2 separate regions of the Homo sapiens genome follow, and region 1 is linked to region 2. The links are chromatin loops, found by intact Hi-C in ENCODE. Cell type or tissue: Caco-2. All regions are shown on one strand. Links, peaks and the distances in the headings refer to the core of each region. The heading gives the core; the rest is flanking DNA.

Evidence for each region. A loop is a pair of places that touch in the nucleus more often than their neighbours do. Peaks named below come from ENCODE experiments on the same cell type or tissue, not always from the same donor. Only the 100,000 strongest peaks of a DNase experiment are listed, where the experiment ranks them.
Region 1: a loop joins it to region 2, with 8 times the contacts of the local background. A loop is called at or near these places in 1 of 110 quality-filtered maps.

Annotation. Positions count from the first base shown.
Region 1 is chr3:36,673,505-36,682,046 of GRCh38, reverse strand. No RefSeq gene overlaps it. Among named protein-coding and RNA genes, the nearest start is that of DCLK3, 87 kb to the left of the region's middle. In Caco-2, for the core only: no CTCF peak of the experiment used is centred there; a DNase peak (open chromatin) is centred at 4,476.
Region 2 is chr3:36,603,072-36,611,613 of GRCh38, reverse strand. No RefSeq gene overlaps it. Among named protein-coding and RNA genes, the nearest start is that of DCLK3, 160 kb to the left of the region's middle. In Caco-2, for the core only: no CTCF peak of the experiment used is centred there; a DNase peak (open chromatin) is centred at 4,553.

The DNA.
Region 1 (8,542 bases), core at 1,427-6,426, 71 kb before region 2:
TCCTGCTCTGGCCATTTAAGATGCGCCTACTTCCCCTTTTGCTATGATTGTAAGTTTCCTGAAGTCTCCCCAGCCATGCTTCCTGTAGAGCTTGTGGTACCATGAGCCAATTAAATATTTTTTCTTTATAAATTACCCAGTCTCAGGTATTTCTTTATAGCAGTGTGAGAACAAGCTAATACAGAAAATTGGTACCTAGGATAGGGGCATTGATATAAAGATACCTGAAAATGTGAAAGCAGCTTTGGAATTGGGTAACAGGCAGAAGTCAGAACAGTTTGGAGGGCTCAGAAGAAGACAGGAAGATGAGGGAAAGTTTGGAACTTCCTAGAACCTTGTTGAATGGTTTCAAACAAAATGCTGATAGTGATATGAACAGAGATGGCCAGGCTTATGGAGCCTCAGATGGAGATGAGGAACTTATTGGGAACTGGAGCAAAGGTCTCTTTTGTTATGCATTAACAAAGAACCTGGCAGCATTGTGCCCCTGCTCTACGGATGTGCAGAACTTTGAGCTTGAGAGAGATGATTTAGGGTATTTGGCAGAAGAAATTTCTAAGCAGCAAAGTGTTCAAACAGTAGCCTGGCTGCTTCTAAAAGCCTATTCTCATATGCATGAACAAAGAAATGACCTGAAACTGGAAATTATATTTAAAAGGGAAGAAGAGAGTAAAAGTTTGGAAAATTTGTAGCCTAGCCATACGGTAGAAAAAAAACCCCATTTTCAGAGGTGGAATTGAAGCAGGCTGTAGAAATTCGCATAACTAAAAGGAAGGGAAGTACTAATAGCCAAGACAATGGGAAAAAGGCCCTGGAGGCATTTCAGAGAACTTCATGGCAGCCTGCCATCACAGGCCCAGGGGCCTACGGTGGGGAGAATGATTTTGTGAGCCAGGGCACTGCCCTGCTGCCCTGAGCAGCCTTGGGACATTGCTCTTTGCATCTTGGCTGCTCCAGCTCCAGCTGTGGCTCAAGGGGGCCCAAGTACTTGGGCTGCTGCTTCAGAAGGTGAATGACATAAGCCTTGGTGGCTTTCATGTGGTTTTAAGCCTGCAGTTGTTCAGAGTCCAAGAGTTGAGGCTTGGGAGCCTCTGCCTGTATTTCAGAAGATGCATGGAAAAGCCTGGATGTTCAGGTAGAAGCCTCCTGTAGGAGTGGAGCCCTCATTTTGAATCTCTGCTACAGAAGTGCAGAGGGGAAATGTGGGGTGGGAGTTCCCACACAGAGTCCCCATGGGGGCATACTGCCTGGTGAATCTGTGAGAAGAGGGCCGCTATCCTCCAGGCCCCAGAATGGTAGATTCATTGACAGCTTACACCCTGTGCCTGGAAAAGCTGCAGGCACTCAACAGAAGCCCATGAAAGCAGCCATGGGGGGGTGTACCCTGCAGAGCCACAGGGGCTGTCCAAGGCCTTGGGAGCCCACCCCTTGCATCAGTGTGCCCTAGATGTGAGACATGGAGTCAAAGGAGATTATTTTGGAGCTTTAAGATTTAATGACTGCCCTGCTTTGAATTGGACTTGCATGGGGCCTGTAATGACTGACTTTTTTCCAATTTCTTCCTTTTGGAAAGGGAGTATTTACCAACTATCTATACCCTAATTCTATCTTGGAAATAACTAACTTGTTTTTGATTTTACAGGAAGGGACTAGTTTTGTCTCAGATGAGACTTTGGACTTTTGAGTTAATGCTGGAATGAATTAACTCATTGGGGAACTGTTGGGAAGACATGATTATATTTTCAAATGTGAGTAGGACCTGAGATTTTGGAGGAGTCAGGGGCAGAAAGATATAGGTTTGGTCTGTGTTCCCACCCAAATCTCATGTCAAATTGTAATCCCCAATGTGGGAGGTGGGGCATTGTGGGAGGTGATTGGATCTGGGTGTTGGTTTCCCCTCAGTGTTGCTCTCATAGTAGTGAGTGAGTGCTCATAAGATTTGGTTATTTAAAAGTGTGTGGCACCTCCCCCATCTCTCTCTTCCTCTTGTTCTCATCATGTAAGATTTGCCTGCTTCCCCTTAGCCTTCTGCCATGGTGGAGTTTCCTGCAGTCTCCCTAACCATGCTTCCTGTAGAGCCTGTGGAACTGTGAGCCAACTAAACATGTTTTCTTTATAAATTAGCCAGTCTTAGGTATTTCTTTAGAGCAGTGCAAGAATGAACTAATACAACCACTAATAAAGTATTACAGCATTCTGTATTTTTAAAATATATTTATCTTTACCAAGAAGCTTTATATTTTAATATACCTTCATGTTGCTCTCTACAGTAGTCCCCCATTACCCACAGTTTCACTCTCTACAGTTTTAGTTACCTGCAGTCAACCACAGCCCCAAAATATTAAATGGAATATTTTAGAAACGAACAATTCATAAGTTTTAAATTTCACTCTGTTTTGAGTAGCATGATGAAATATTGTGTCATCTTGTTCAGTCCTGCTTGGGGTATGAATCATTCCTTTTTTCAGCATATCTACACTGTATATGCTCCCTACTGCTTAGTCATTTAGAAGCTGTCTCAGTTGTGATAATGACTGTTGTATTGCAGTGCTTATGTTCAAGTAATTCTTATTTTACTTAATAATCACCTGAAGAACAAGAGTAGTTATGCTGGCAATTCAGATTTGCCAAAAAAGCTGTAAAATGCTTTCTTTAAGTGAAAAGGTGAAAGTTCTCAACTTAATAAGAAAAATATTGTACACTGAGATTGCTAAGATCTATAGTAAGAACAAAACTTCTATTCATGAAATTGTGAAGAAGGAAAATCAAATCTGTGCTAGTTTTACTGTAGCACCTTAAATTGCCAAAATCGTAGCCACAGTTCATGAGAAGTACTTAATTGAGATGCATAAGGCATTAAATTTGTAGGTAGAGGACATGAACAGAAATGTGTTCGATCAACAGCAATCAGATTTGTTACTATCTATGGTTTCACATGTCCCCTGGGAGTCTTGAAATGTATTCCCCACAGAAAAGGGGGGACTACTGTAGAAATCTTATATTTAAACTAGTAGGACTTCCTGTAGCATTTCTTCTAAGGCAGATCTAGGATAATAAACCTCCTCACATTTTATTTATCTGGAAAAAATCTTTATTCTTCATTTCCACTTGACAGTTTTGCTGGATATAGTATATTGCCTGCATTTTTTTTCTTTCAGCTCTTTGAATATATTATCTCACTCCCTGCTTTCCTGTGAGGTGTCTGCTGAGAAATCCATTGCTAATCTTAATAGAATTTTCATTGAACATCATGAGTCACTTTTCGCTTGCTGCTTTCAAGAATCTCTCTTTATCTTTGACTTTTGACAATGTGATTATAATGCATCCTGGTGGGGACCTCTTTGGGTTTATGTTAGTCACGATCCTATTTCTTTATGTTTCTTGCATTTGGATGTCCATTTCCTACCTTAGATTTTGGAGATTTTCAGCAGTTATTTCTTTGAATAAACTCTGTTCTTTTCTCTCTTTCTCTTCTCCTTGAATTCCCATAATGCAGATGGTGTTCTGCTTGATGATGTCCCATAAGTTTCTTAGGAGTTATTCATTTTTCTTTATTCTTTCTTCTTCTGTGACTCAATAATTTTTTATGATCTATTCTCACATTTGCTAATTCTTCCTACTTGATCAAGTCTGTTGTTGTATGTCTCTAGTATATTTTTCAATTCAGTTATTGTACTTTTCAGCTCTATAATTTTTGCTTGGTTGTTTTGTATAGTTTCTACTTCTTTGTTGATATTTTCATTTTGTTTATGAATTGTTTTTCTGATTTTGTTTAGGTATTTATCTGTGCTGTCTTATAAATAATTGAGCCTCTTTAAGACAGTTATTTTGTATTATTTGTCAAGTAATCAATAGATCTCTATTTCCTTTGGGTTGGTTCCTGAAAATTTATCTTTTTTCTTGATTTGGCTATGTTTCCCTGTTTCTTTGTATGCCTTGTGATTTTTGGGGTGGGGGGGGGACATGGGAGCTGACTTTTATGCATTTGAAAAAACAGTGACACTTCCCAGTCTTTATGGACTGGCTTCATTGAGGGAAGAACTCACTAATCATCCTGGCTATAGATTCTGGGGACCTCTGAAAACTTTTTTGGGGGGATGCAACTTTTCTGGGCTTGTACACATAGTTTCCCAATTAGAGAGGTTTGCTAGTTTGTTTTTCAGGAGCTTGTAATCTCTTACTTTTTCTAGTGTCTGTCTCCAGTACTGCAGGTTCTGTGGTGCAGCAATGAGCCACTCTCTTCTCCTTTGTTCTCAGGTCCCCAAGCATCCAAAGTATGACAGCTCCCTGTATGCACATAGAATCAGGTGAGATAGACACTAATCTTTTAGGTAGCTCTCTGCAAAGTTGGAATGCCAAACATATGCTCATTCTTCTCACTACATCCCTAGGGAGAAGCCATGAGTTTGGTGCCTTCTTCTGATTGTTTTGAGATGACTCAGCTTCTCTATGTGGTCATGTAGGCTCTTTGGTGCTGCAGCAAGCTGCCTCATCTTTTCCTTGCTTCAGTGGCTCCCAGGCATGCAAACTATGTCAGTTCTGTTAGTGCCCCAAGTTAGTCAAGACTGAAACCTGTCCTTCAGGAAGCTCTCTGAAAATATTAGAACATTGGATACACGTTCTACTCTTCTTACCCACTCCCCAGAAGCTGTGAGACAAGCTGAGCTTTGTTGGTTTCGGGGAGGGGAAATTAGGAATAAAGTGAAACAGGCTCTTATTATCCAAAGCCTTTCACTCCCTTGGGGCTGCTGCATGTCTTCATTGGTTTCCGGAGTTCTCATAAAAGCATTTTTGTCTGCATATTGTTAAATTGTATTTTCCCTGGGGAATAAGGGCTGGGACTTTCTATTCTGCCATTTGTCTCTGAAACAACTACTTTTATGCCAAGATTTTATTTAATTTGAGACTTTATTTTATTTTATTTTATTATTATTATACTTTAAGTTTTAGGGTACATGTGCACAATGTGCAGGTTAGTTACATATGTATACATGTGCCATGCTGGGGTGCTGCACCCATTAACTCGTCATTTAGCATTAGGTATATCTCCTAATGCTATCCCTCCCCCCTTCCCCCACCCCACAACAGTCCCCAGAGTGTGATGTTCCCCTTCCTGTGTCCATGTGTTCTCATTGTTCAGTTCCCACCTATGAGTGAGAATATGCAGTGTTTGGTTTTTTGTTCTTGCGATAGTTTACTGAGAATGATGATTTCCAATTTCATCCATGTCCCTACAAAGGACATGAACTCATCATTTTTTATGGCTGCATAGTATTCCATGGTGTATATGTGCCACATTTTCTTAATCCAGTCTGTCATTGTTGGACATTTGGGATGGTTCCAAGTCTTTGCTATTGTGAATAGTGCCGCAATAAACATACGTGTGCATGTGTCTTTATAGCAGCATGATTTATAATCCTTTGGGTATATACCCAGTAATGGGATGGCTGGGTCAAATGGTATTTCTAGTTCTAGATCCCTGAGGAATCGCCACACTGACTTCCACAATGGTTGAACTAGTTTACAGTCCCGCCAACAGTGTAAAAATGTTCCTATTTATGCACATCCTCTCCAGCACCTGTTGTTTCCTGACTTTTTAATGATCGCCATTCTCACTGGTGTGAGATGGTATCTCATTGTGGTTTTGATTTGCATTTCTCTGATGGCCAGTGATGGTGAGCATTTTTTCATGTGTTTTTTGGCTGCATAAATGTCTTCTTTTGAGAAGTGTCTGTTCATGTCCTTCGCCCACTTTTTGATGGGGGTTTGTTTTTTTCTTGTAAATTCCTTTGAGTTCATTGTAGATTCTGGATATTAGCCCTTTGTCAGATGAGTATTTTAAAATAATACTATACTTTAATTTCTTTTAAGCCAGTTGTCCCTGAACTAGTTTTTTGAGCTATTTTAACCAAAGAAGGTTAAATGACCAAGTAAATTTGGGAAATGCTGGTTTAAACATGGTTAAATCGATTTCCATTTTGAAAGAAGACCCAGAACCTTTAATATGCTAATGAGCACTGTGACTCTCCGAGAGAGCAAGTAGTTTCACAACCCTATTTGATTGTGGAAACCCTTTTCTTTTTCTTCCTACAGCATTCAATAATATCTAAGGAACACACAAAACATTTCAAAACAGCAGACAGGATACATGGTTGAACCTGCCCTTGGTGTGTTCAGCATTCCATGACATGCTTAATGAGAGCTTATGTCTTTGGTGAATGTAATGTAATAGTCTGAGATTGCTTGGTGGGCTTGGGACACTTTTAAGCTTGACTCCCTTGGAAAAGGGTAAGTCGGTTCTGGATTTATAGAGTAGTAACACATAAGAAGACCGTGAGTTTTGATGGGAGGCCAGCTTTTCAAGTAAGTAAAAGCAGGAAGGAGTGTGTAGCTTGGGTGACACAGGAGAGGCCAGCTGATGGCATGAGTTTATAGAAGCAGACCTGATACTCTTGCAGGGCTAAGAAGAAAGTTCCTGGGCAAGACCTCAGCAGGCTTTAGTGAAGTGGCAACAGCTGTAGCAAGATACATTTTATGATGACCTTTGGGTGTCAATAAACAACAGTCTTAAAGCTTAGAGGACTGCTTTCTGGAGTTCTCATGAAGGCATTTTGGTCTGTATATTGTAAATTTGGTCATAAAACTGCCATTACAAAATTGTAATTGAGACAGTGAAAGAGATCTGACCTAACCAACTCCAACTTGCTTCTAACCTCCAAGCTGTCCTTGTTCATTCCTGAAAGTAGGCTGAACTATGGGAGGAACTTAGTTTATAGTTTAAAACAAAGACAATAACAGCCTTTCCCCATGTACCAGGATGAGCCGCAGACAAAACCTCTCAGACGCCGAGTTGCAGAAGGAAGGGCTTTATTCAGCTGGGAGCATCGGCAAGCTACAGCTTTAAAATCCGAGCTCCCTGAGTGAGCAATTCCTGTCCCTTTTAAGGGCTCACAACTCCAAGGATTTCACATGAAAGGGTCGTGATTGATTTGAGAAAGCAAGGGGTACGTGACAACGGCTGCATGCACCGGTGGTCAGAGAGAAACAGAACAGGGCAGGGAGTTTCACGATGTTCTTCTATACAATGTTGGAAATCTATGAATCACATTGGTTTTTGAGTTATGAGTTGATTTTTAACTACTGGGTTTAGACCAGGCAGGCCCAGGCCTGGTTTCGGGCCTAGTGACGGGCTGCCTGTCTTTGGTTTTACTTCCTTGTTGTTTTTTTAAAACAGGTACTGAGTATAAAACAATATAAAACAATATGAGAGGGCCTCTCTCTTCCCTCACTCAAAACAAACCTCCTTGCCTGGGGACTAGATTACCTTTCTAGGCCTAATAAATTAGCCACAAGATTAGAAATTATGGTTTAGAAGTCATGAAGGTAGAAGTGACAAGATTCTGACCCTTCTCAAATTGCTCCTGGGGATAAAATCACTTATTGTAAAACCTAAGATCAGTGCTTGAGATATTTTGCAGACCCTGCACCACCCAGATTGGTAAAATGACTCTTCTAATCTTGTGGCCCCGACCCAGGAACTGACTCAATGCAAGAAGATAACTTTGACTCCCTATGATTTCTTCTCTGACCTGACCAATCTGTACTCCCAGCTCACTGGCTTTCCCCCATCCGCCAAGTTGTCCTTAAAAACTCTGATCCCCTAATGCTTGGGGAAACTAATTTGAGTAATAATAAAACTCTGGTCTCCCACGTAGCTGGTCCTGCATGAATTAATCTTTCTCCTTTGCAATTCCCCTACCTTGATAAATCGGCTTCTTTCTAGGCTGTGGGCACAGTGAACAAGTTGGGTGCTTACAGTCACACCATGTGTTTTTTGGGTTAGTGGGGATGATGCATAAATTCAGTTATAGCTACATGATTTCTCCTGCTACAAAAACTGTGGTATACAGTAGTTCACCTAAAAATGAAGGCCCTTGTTTGGATTTTGAACTTGAGGTGTTGGGTAAAAGAAGTTTGTAAGGTGGATGGCAGTGGCCAGTGCAGTTAAATGGGGATACACAGCTTTGAATGGGATCCCAAATGGACTCTTGGTATATGACCCATTTGCATGGAGCCCATGTCCTTACTGCTATCTAGAAGAATGCTTCCTACCTGTACACTATTTACCCGGGATCTTGTTAAAATGCAGATTCTGCAGCAGGCCTGCAGCAGGTCCTGAGATTCTACCTCTCTAACAAGCTCCAAGTGTGGATGCTGCTGGTCCACAGAACGTATTTTGAATAGCAAGGATCCAGAATACCACAGAGGAAAGGAATCTGCAGCACTGTTTTATACACAGTAACTTTTCTTTTCTTTTTTTTCACCCCCTTATGGACTTAATTAACCAAGGCTGAACCTAGAATATCATTTTATAGAAGGGGGGAAGCTAATACCCAGAGAATTACCTGGGTCTTGCCACATCACTTGATTCATCAGTGATGCTGGAAGCAGAATACATGCTTTCTAAAAAAAAAAAAAGTTTGAGAACAGTTTTAGATTTACAGAAAAACTACAAAAACAGTATTACAGTTGCTTGTTATTG
Region 2 (8,542 bases), core at 1,773-6,772:
AAGCTATCCCTTCCCCCTCTCCCCACCCCACAACAGTCCCCAGAGTGTGATGTTCCCTTTCCTGTGTCCATGTGTTCTCATTGTTCAATTCCCACCTATGAGTGAGAATATGCGGTGTTTGGTTTTTTGTTCTTGCGATAGTTTACTGAGAATGATGATTTCCAATTTCATCCATGTGTGCATCTTTGTTTTGTTCCAGTTCTTAGGGGGAATGCTTGCAACTTTTACCCATTCAGTATGATGTTGGCTATGGGTTTGTCATAGATGGCTTTTATTATTTTGAGGTATGTTCCTTTGATGCCTAGTTTGTTGTGAGTTATTATCATGAAGGAATGTTAGATTTTATCAAATGCTTTTTCTGTGTCAATTGAGATGATCATATGATTTTTGTTTTTAATTTTGTTTATGTGGTGAATTATTGATTTGCATATGTTGAACCAAACTTGCATCCCAGGAATAAAGCCTACTTTAGTTGATCAGGGTGAATTAACTTTTTGATGTGCAGTGGATTTTGTTTGCTTGTATATCTTTTTTCTATATAAAAATTAAAATAAGCATATATACTTCTAAAACTACCTATTGATATTTTTATAAAAATACTGTTAAATTTACAAATTAATTCAGAGAGATTTGACATCATTATGATGTTGAATCTTCCCATACAGTAAAATGGTATGCCTTTCAATTTTTTCAAATTTTCTTTTGGGTTAGTTACTAGAATTTGAAGATTTTCTTATTGTAGTTATAGAATATTGCTTGCTAAGACTATGAGTAGCTATTTTATATTATTTCTCATGTAAATGGAGTAATGTCTTTCATTATATCTTCTAACTGTTGAGTATTTATGTACCTGAAAGCCATTGATTTCTATATTTTAAATTGTTCCTTGTTAACTTAGTAAAATTCATTGTCATAGTTTTTCAGTCAATTTAAGGCAGAAGATACTCCAGGTATACAATAAAATGATTTGTACACAGTGAAAGTGTTACATCATTCTTTCCAATTTTAATCCTGCAGTATCTTTTGTTGTTTGATCACACTGGGCAGGACCTAGAGTATGATGTAATGTGCTAGTGGTTATAGTAAATGTCCTCACGTCATTCTGACTTGGTGTTTCTCTATAAGCTTGAGGCTGGCATGTGGGTTGAAAAGAACATCTTTAATCATGTTAGAGTAGTATACATTTAGACATTTGTATGGAATATTTTTGTTATTTATTCATTTATGCATATCAAGAATGGTTGCCAAATTTTGTCAAATGCCATTTCATTGTCTACAGAGAGAATCGTATGTTTTTTCTCTTTACTTATACAAATATGGTAGAATATACTAACAGATCCTAATACTGAACCGTCCTTGAAAAAACCTACATAGTCAGTATGTATTGTTCCTTGTGCTGCTAGATTGTCTTTCCTAATATTTTAATAACAATTTTTATACTGATACACATAAGTAAAGCCAGCTAAGTTTCTCTGTTTTGGGCCATCTTTATGATCTGTATCAAATTTTGCTATTAATATTATAATCACATAATTTAAAAAAAATGTGAATATATTATTTCTTTCTCTTTTGTTTTTTATCTTTTTCATATTTTGAAACAATCTCTGTAAATGGCCTGGACTTAGGACTCTTTTCAGAGCTGGTAAATTAGTTGTTTATTTTTTTCCAAAATTTTCTTTGAAAATCAGTCTATATAGAATTTTTTCATTTCCTGACACCAGTTTTTATAAATTATACTCTCTTAGGAAAATACATATTTCATTCATCGTTTCATAGAGTTAAGCAATGAAGTCTAGTGTTATCCTTTAAATTTTTTCACTTTCTTTGTTTATTTACCCTTTTTTATTTCTTTTTTTTGGTAAAGCTATTTTTGTAATAAAAATGTTTACAAAGTTTTTATAATTTTTATTAAATATATTCTCTATCTTCAGAGTATAGAGTTAGATCTGTCACAGTCAGGCCTATCTTGTTAATTCTGTCAGTCAGTCCTCTTTGGCTCCATTTGTCTTTGGCCCAGAAGAATTTTGTGGGGTGGTACAGTAGGAGGGTCAGACCAGGGCCTTCCAAAGCCTATGGCGTAGAGTAGCTTATTGTTTTGCCTGGGTCTAGGATAGTACTGTCATCCACACATCGGAAGAGTTAAAGACTGACAATATAAAGTATGGGTGATAAGGCAGGGCTTCTGGAACTCCAAACACTGCTGATAGTAAATTGGTATGTAAATTGATATAAACACTTTGGAAAACTCTTTGGCAGCATCCAATGAAGTCTGTGACAGAAATTCAACTCTAGGTATCTACCCAACAGAACTGTATACATATATGTGCTAAAAGTCAGTACAATAATATTTGTAGCATTTTTGTTCATAGTAGTTCCAAACTGCAAATACACCAAAAATCCATCGGCATTAGAATGAATAAATAAATTATGGAATACTCATTTATTAATTCATTCATTAAATGGAATACTATACAGAAATAAAAATGAATGAGATACATGTGACAATATGGAAAAGTCTCACAATGTTGAGCTAGAGAAATGTGACCCAAAATAATATGTTCTGTGTAATTTTATTTATATAGAATTCAAACATAGACAAACTAATGCCTGGGGAAAGAAGTCAGGTTTCTTTCGAGGAGGAGGAAAGGCTGCTAATTGGGGGCACTTGAGGGGGATTTCTGGAATGCTGGTAATGTTGTATTTCTGAATCTGGGTGGTTGATAGATGGGTGTGTTTTTCTGTGATGAGCCATCAACCTGTACGTGTGTAATTTTGAACTCTTCTATACATATGCTATAGTTCAACAAAAAGAACATTTGAAAAAATCCTGGGCTCCCATATCTGTTGGATTTTCCCTGTCCTGGGAAGATCAGCCTTCTTTTGCAACTCTTTTGACTCTTACTCTCTTGTGTTTTCTGCTTAAGGAACTGAGAAAGTGGAGGGCTCTGTGTCCACACTCTGAGATGGCTGAGTATGGATGCTGCAGCCCCATACAGATGATCTGCCACATCTTCCCTCCTAGTAGCTCTGGGAGGGCCATGTAGTTTAGGATAATAGGGCCAGAAGTTGACTGGGTGGACTCATTGAAAATTAGACAGATCTTCAGAGCAGGTACAATTTTTGTGCAGAAACAGCGACAAACTCCAAATTGGAGTGGCTCAGTCAGGTATAAAGAGTGGGTACTAATCTGAACATGGGAAATGAAGCCAGCAAGTCAGGAGCCAGAACAGATAGAGCTGCGGTTGAGTACAAGGGTAAAGCATGAGGGTGAGGATTGATTGAGGCACTCACTCTGCCTCCTTGTAGGTACACAGACCATTCAGGGAGCAGGCTGGGAGAGGATGCAGGGGACAAGCACCTGAGCAGTGACACCTTCCGTATTTTAATCTGCAAATGGTCTTGAAACAATATTTGTTCTAAGCTCAGACTTCAAAATTTATAAAAACAAGCGTATGCTCATGACAGCATGCACAGTATCCGTTGAATGGAACACCTGGAGGTTAGCTGTCTTCTCTAGGGAATTAAAATAAAGGTTTTCTGGCAAGGTGCTTATATCAATTGCTACCCATGGTACAGTTAGAGCTTAAAATAGCAGAAGGGGCAGGAGTGGGAGTTGTATTGAACTTTGTTTGTCTTTGAATTTTGTTAGGGTCAGAATAAAACGCAAGAGAATGTTTTGCAAAAACCAGGAAGTCAGAAAGTATTTTTATTCCAGAACAGTTCAGTTGGTGTTAAAATGTCAATTAAATCAGCAGATGGTTAGCTATCCTTTCTAAGGTCAATTATGTAATTTCAGAATTAAAAGGCTGACAAATTGAGCACACATCTATTCCATTTCTTCATCTAAATATATGAGACTTGTCTTTAAGTCTATTTAATAAATATTTGCCACTTGTCCTCCCCCCTCATCCTCCAAACCCTCCAACATACTTGGTAATGAAATAGCCATGGGGCTAGGGCATGGGAATTACTTCATTTAGTTTTTCTTGGCCTGACTGTATTATTATCTCAGCTTTTCTACCTGATGGATGATGTTTCTTTTTTAAATGGTGTTGCAAAACGGAAGAAATGAAAACAAGAAACTTGTCCAAAGTCACTCAGATAGATATTGGCAGAACTAGAACTAGAATTCAGGCATTCCTGTTGTAGCCACTGAGGATTTATTCATTGGATGGGTTTGACACGGGGTCTTGCACAGATACACCTGTTCACTGCTTAAATTGTCAAGTCACAGAAAAGCATTTAACAGTCACAAGGAAAGTCCAATCTGGACAGGACACACAAACAGAAGCCAGTGTGTCTTATTTATTGGTGTTTAGACCTAATCTGGAGATAGCAAGGAAGCAATAGAGGCTCTTATCTCTGACAGAAGCTTGGCAGGGCAGTTCAACAAATTATGAGAGAGATAGAAAACAACAAGGGCTACTGGCCTCATCTGGTTCTCTTTTTATTTATTCTTGACAAACGTGATTTATGAATCCCAGATCTCTTGTCCCATTATAGGATGGAGCTATCTGCTTTGTGCCCTGACACTGTAATTTTGTTCTAAGCCATTCTGTCTACTCTTGTGCATTTCCTGGCCACATTTGTACACCCACTTGTCAGTTCCATAAATCATTATAGATAAGCAAATCCTTCTCTTAACCTTTGTAAAGATAACATGACCAATATTTTCTGAACACATTCTTGCCAGGCTTGCTTTGGGGAGATAAATGTGGCCTGTCTTGATGGTGCATCGCTACACAATAGAGTGATTTATGAAGAAGGAGTGGGGCTCGTTCATTGTGGCTTACCTGGAGACTTTTCAAATGTCTTTTTTTTTTTTTAAAGAACGCTGGTGAGTTGTAGACATAGTAAGGATATTTGACAAAGACTCTGTGATTGGAGTTTTTGCAGCTCTTTTTATGTATCAAAATGGTGGTAGAATGTGAAAGTTTTATTACAGTCACTTGAATTATCCAGATATTCTTTTTGAAGGATATGAATGTTAGTTATATATTTTTTCTATATGTTTACATAGACACCACCAAAAGTAGCCTCTTTCCAGCTTCAAAAGCCACATGTTTGCAGTCTGCCTCTAGAATGAAGAAAACTCAAGTAAGATTCAGAGAAAAAATGAAATGTATGTGGCCCATGGGAAGAGCGCTTTACTACAACATAACCATAATATTGCACATCAATAGAAAACCACATGCAGCATAAACTTCAGAAAAGAAAGTTGTATTATGGTGGAAACACAGGCTGTGGAGCCAATAGGGATGGGTTTTCATCCCTATTTGTCAATGGAGTGAACTTACACAAGTACCTATCTTGAGTTCACCTTTTCTGCTCCCTAATAAAATGAGGATAATGTATATCTCAGTCTTGTAAGGATTAAAAGAGATAATATCCTGGCTTTCAGTGAAGAATATTTTTTCTACCTAGGTATGGAGAATGGGAATGATCATCCCCATTCCTCAGTTTGTAGTACATGGTTATCCTTATTTACTGCACAGTCTCTCTTGTATTATTTTATTTATTGTCCCTTCATCTCCCATTCCCAATCTTGTTTCCTGTTCCCAATGGACACTCACTCTTGTATGTAATTCCAGAGGCTCACCCGGCTTCTGATATAAGCTCTTATAAGCAAGGGTAAATCGGAGGCAACTGCATCATGATCTTCAAATCATCCCACCTGCTGCCCTGTGCTCAAGAGCTGGGAAGCTGAGTTTCAGCTCCAGGGCTGTCTTTAATTCAGTTCAATCCACAGAATCTATGGAATGCCAGGTGATACACTTCAGTGTTGGCAGAATGAGGTGAGGGCTTTATTTGTTTCAAGATATAAATACACATACACATACGCACTCACACACAGAGGATATACATATGTATGTACACATATAAACATATATTATAAATATATATTCTGAAACAAATAAAGTATGTATATGTAAACACACACACAAAGTATACACACACATTCATATACATATATATGCTTTTTTTCTTTTCCTTTTAAAAGGATATCATGGTGTTTTTTTTTCATAGCATTCACTTAGGCTTCTCATGTAGATCTATAGGGTTATTTTTTATAGTGCACCCCCCCTCTTTTTTTCCTTTTTGCTGCTGGAATAAGGAAAGCCCTTTCTGAATATGATCTTTGCCACTTGTTGGAGTGGGAACTGATGCCGTTGGTCCTGTTCTAAGTCCATGCAGGTTCTGCTGGAATTTTCTTTGAAGGTGGATGAATGTGAATAATTCTCAGCCTGGTTCATTCTGGGTCCCTTGGCAGGGGAAACATGGAATCATGGAATATTTTTTTTTAACTTCCACTGTCTTTTTTTTTCTTAAACAAATGGGGTTCATAACAATCTTTAGTCTGCATTATCTACTGCTATTAGAGCATACAGGGCTTCCTTTTTGGGGACCCTTTCTCTGCAGACTGTCAGTTTCCCCCTCTTTTCCTCTAGGGTTGTTTTCTTGGAGTTGCAGGTGCAATTAGGTATAGAAATAAAGATTCGGAGGGATGTGGGAGTTGTGAGAGTGGGTGGGTACAGCACCCTGATTGCCACAAAACCAGCTACAGCAATAACAGAAGTTTTGTTTTGTAAACTTTGAGGCTATTAACAGATAAAGTTTCCCAATTTGGTTTAATTTTAATTATAGAGACTGCTTCATAAAATGACGCTTTCATGCCTTTAATTCTGTTCAATTAGATGTTTATATTACCAACATTTTTCTTTATTATTATTGTTTTGTCAATAGTTTAACTTTTAGTCTCTTTGTGCCATTTTGTTTCAGGTGTTCTTCCTTATATGTAGGACATAGTTGGGTTTACTTTCTAAAACAATCCGAGAATTTTTCCCCTTTGATAGGGGAATTTAACACAGCAATTTATTTTTCAAAATTATTATTTATTTTTATAGGTACCTAGTAGGTCTATATATTTATGTGGAACATAAAATATTTTGATATAGGCATACAATGATAATAATCCCATCAGGGTAAATGGGTTGTCATCACCTCAAGTACTTATTCTTTCTTTATGTTACAAACATTCCACTTATACTCTCTTACTTTAAAATGTACAATAAATTATTGTCGACTACAGTCACCCTGTTGTACTATCAAACTCTAGATCTTACTCATTCTATCTAACTGTATTTTTGTACCCATTAACCATTTCTGTTCCCCCCACCTCAACTACCCTTCCCAGTGTCTGGTTACCATACTTCTACTCTCTATTTCCATGAGTTCAATTGTTTTAATTTCTAGCTCCCACAAGTAAGTGAGAACATGAGAAGTTTGTCTTTCTGTGCTCGGCTTATTTCTCCAGTTCCATCTATGTTGTTGCAATGTCAGGATCTCATTCTTTTTTATGGCTGAATAGTATTCCATTGTGTATATGTACCAGATTTTCTTTATCCATTCATCTGTTGGCAGACACTTAGGTTGCTTCAAAATCTTAGCTATTGTAAACAGTGCTACAATAAACATGAAGAGTGCAGATAGCTCTTTGAATTACTGATTTCCTTTCTTTTGGGTGTATACCCAGTAGTGAGAGTGCTGGGTCATATGGTAGTTCCATTTTTAATATTTTGAGCAACCTCCAAACTGTTCTTCATAGTGGTGTACTAATTTACACTCCCACCAACGGTGTATGAAGATTCTCTTTTCTCTACATCCTTGCCAGCATTTGTTATTGCTGGATGAAAGTCAGTCATTTTAATTGGGATAAGATCATATCTCATTGTAGTTTTAATCTGCACTTCGCTGATGATCAATGATGTTGCACACCTTTTTATATGCTTGTTTGCCATTTGTATGTCTTCTTTTGAGAAATGTCTACTCAAATTTTGTCCTCATTTTAAAGTCAGATGATTCTTTTTTTCCCATTGATTTGTTTGAGCTCCTTATATATTCTGATTATTAATCCCTTATCAGATGGGTAGTTTGCAAATATTTTCTTCCATTCTGTGGGTTGTCTCTTCCGTTTGTTGATTTTGCTGAGCAGACACTTTTTAACTTGATATGATGCCACATGTCCATTTTTGCTTTGGTTGCCTATGCTTGTTGGGTATTACTCAATAAATCTTTGCCTAGACCAACGTCCTGGAGAGTTTCCCCAATGTTTTCTTTTTGTAGATTCATAGTTTGACGTCTTAGATTTAAGTCTTTAATCAATTTTTCTTTCATTTTTGTATATGGCAAGAGATAGGGGTCTAGTTTCATTCTTCTGCTTATGGATATACAGCTTTCCCAGCACCATTGACTGAAGAGACTGTCCTTGCCCCAGTGCATGTTTTTGGCACTTTTGTTGAAGAAGATAGCTCAGGCCATTTTTGTTCTAATCAAAGTATTTAGTCTTTTAACAGCTTTCTTATCTGCTTGTTCATCTACATACTTTCTTTACTTTTAATTTCCCCCATCACTTGTTAATAATATGTCATGCTTTCAGTTTTGCTTTTGTAGTTCATCTTTTCTAAGACACATTAATCTCTATTTTTTCTTTAAAATTTGAGATCAGTTCAATGATTATGTCTTTCCTAAGTTATTCTTGGAA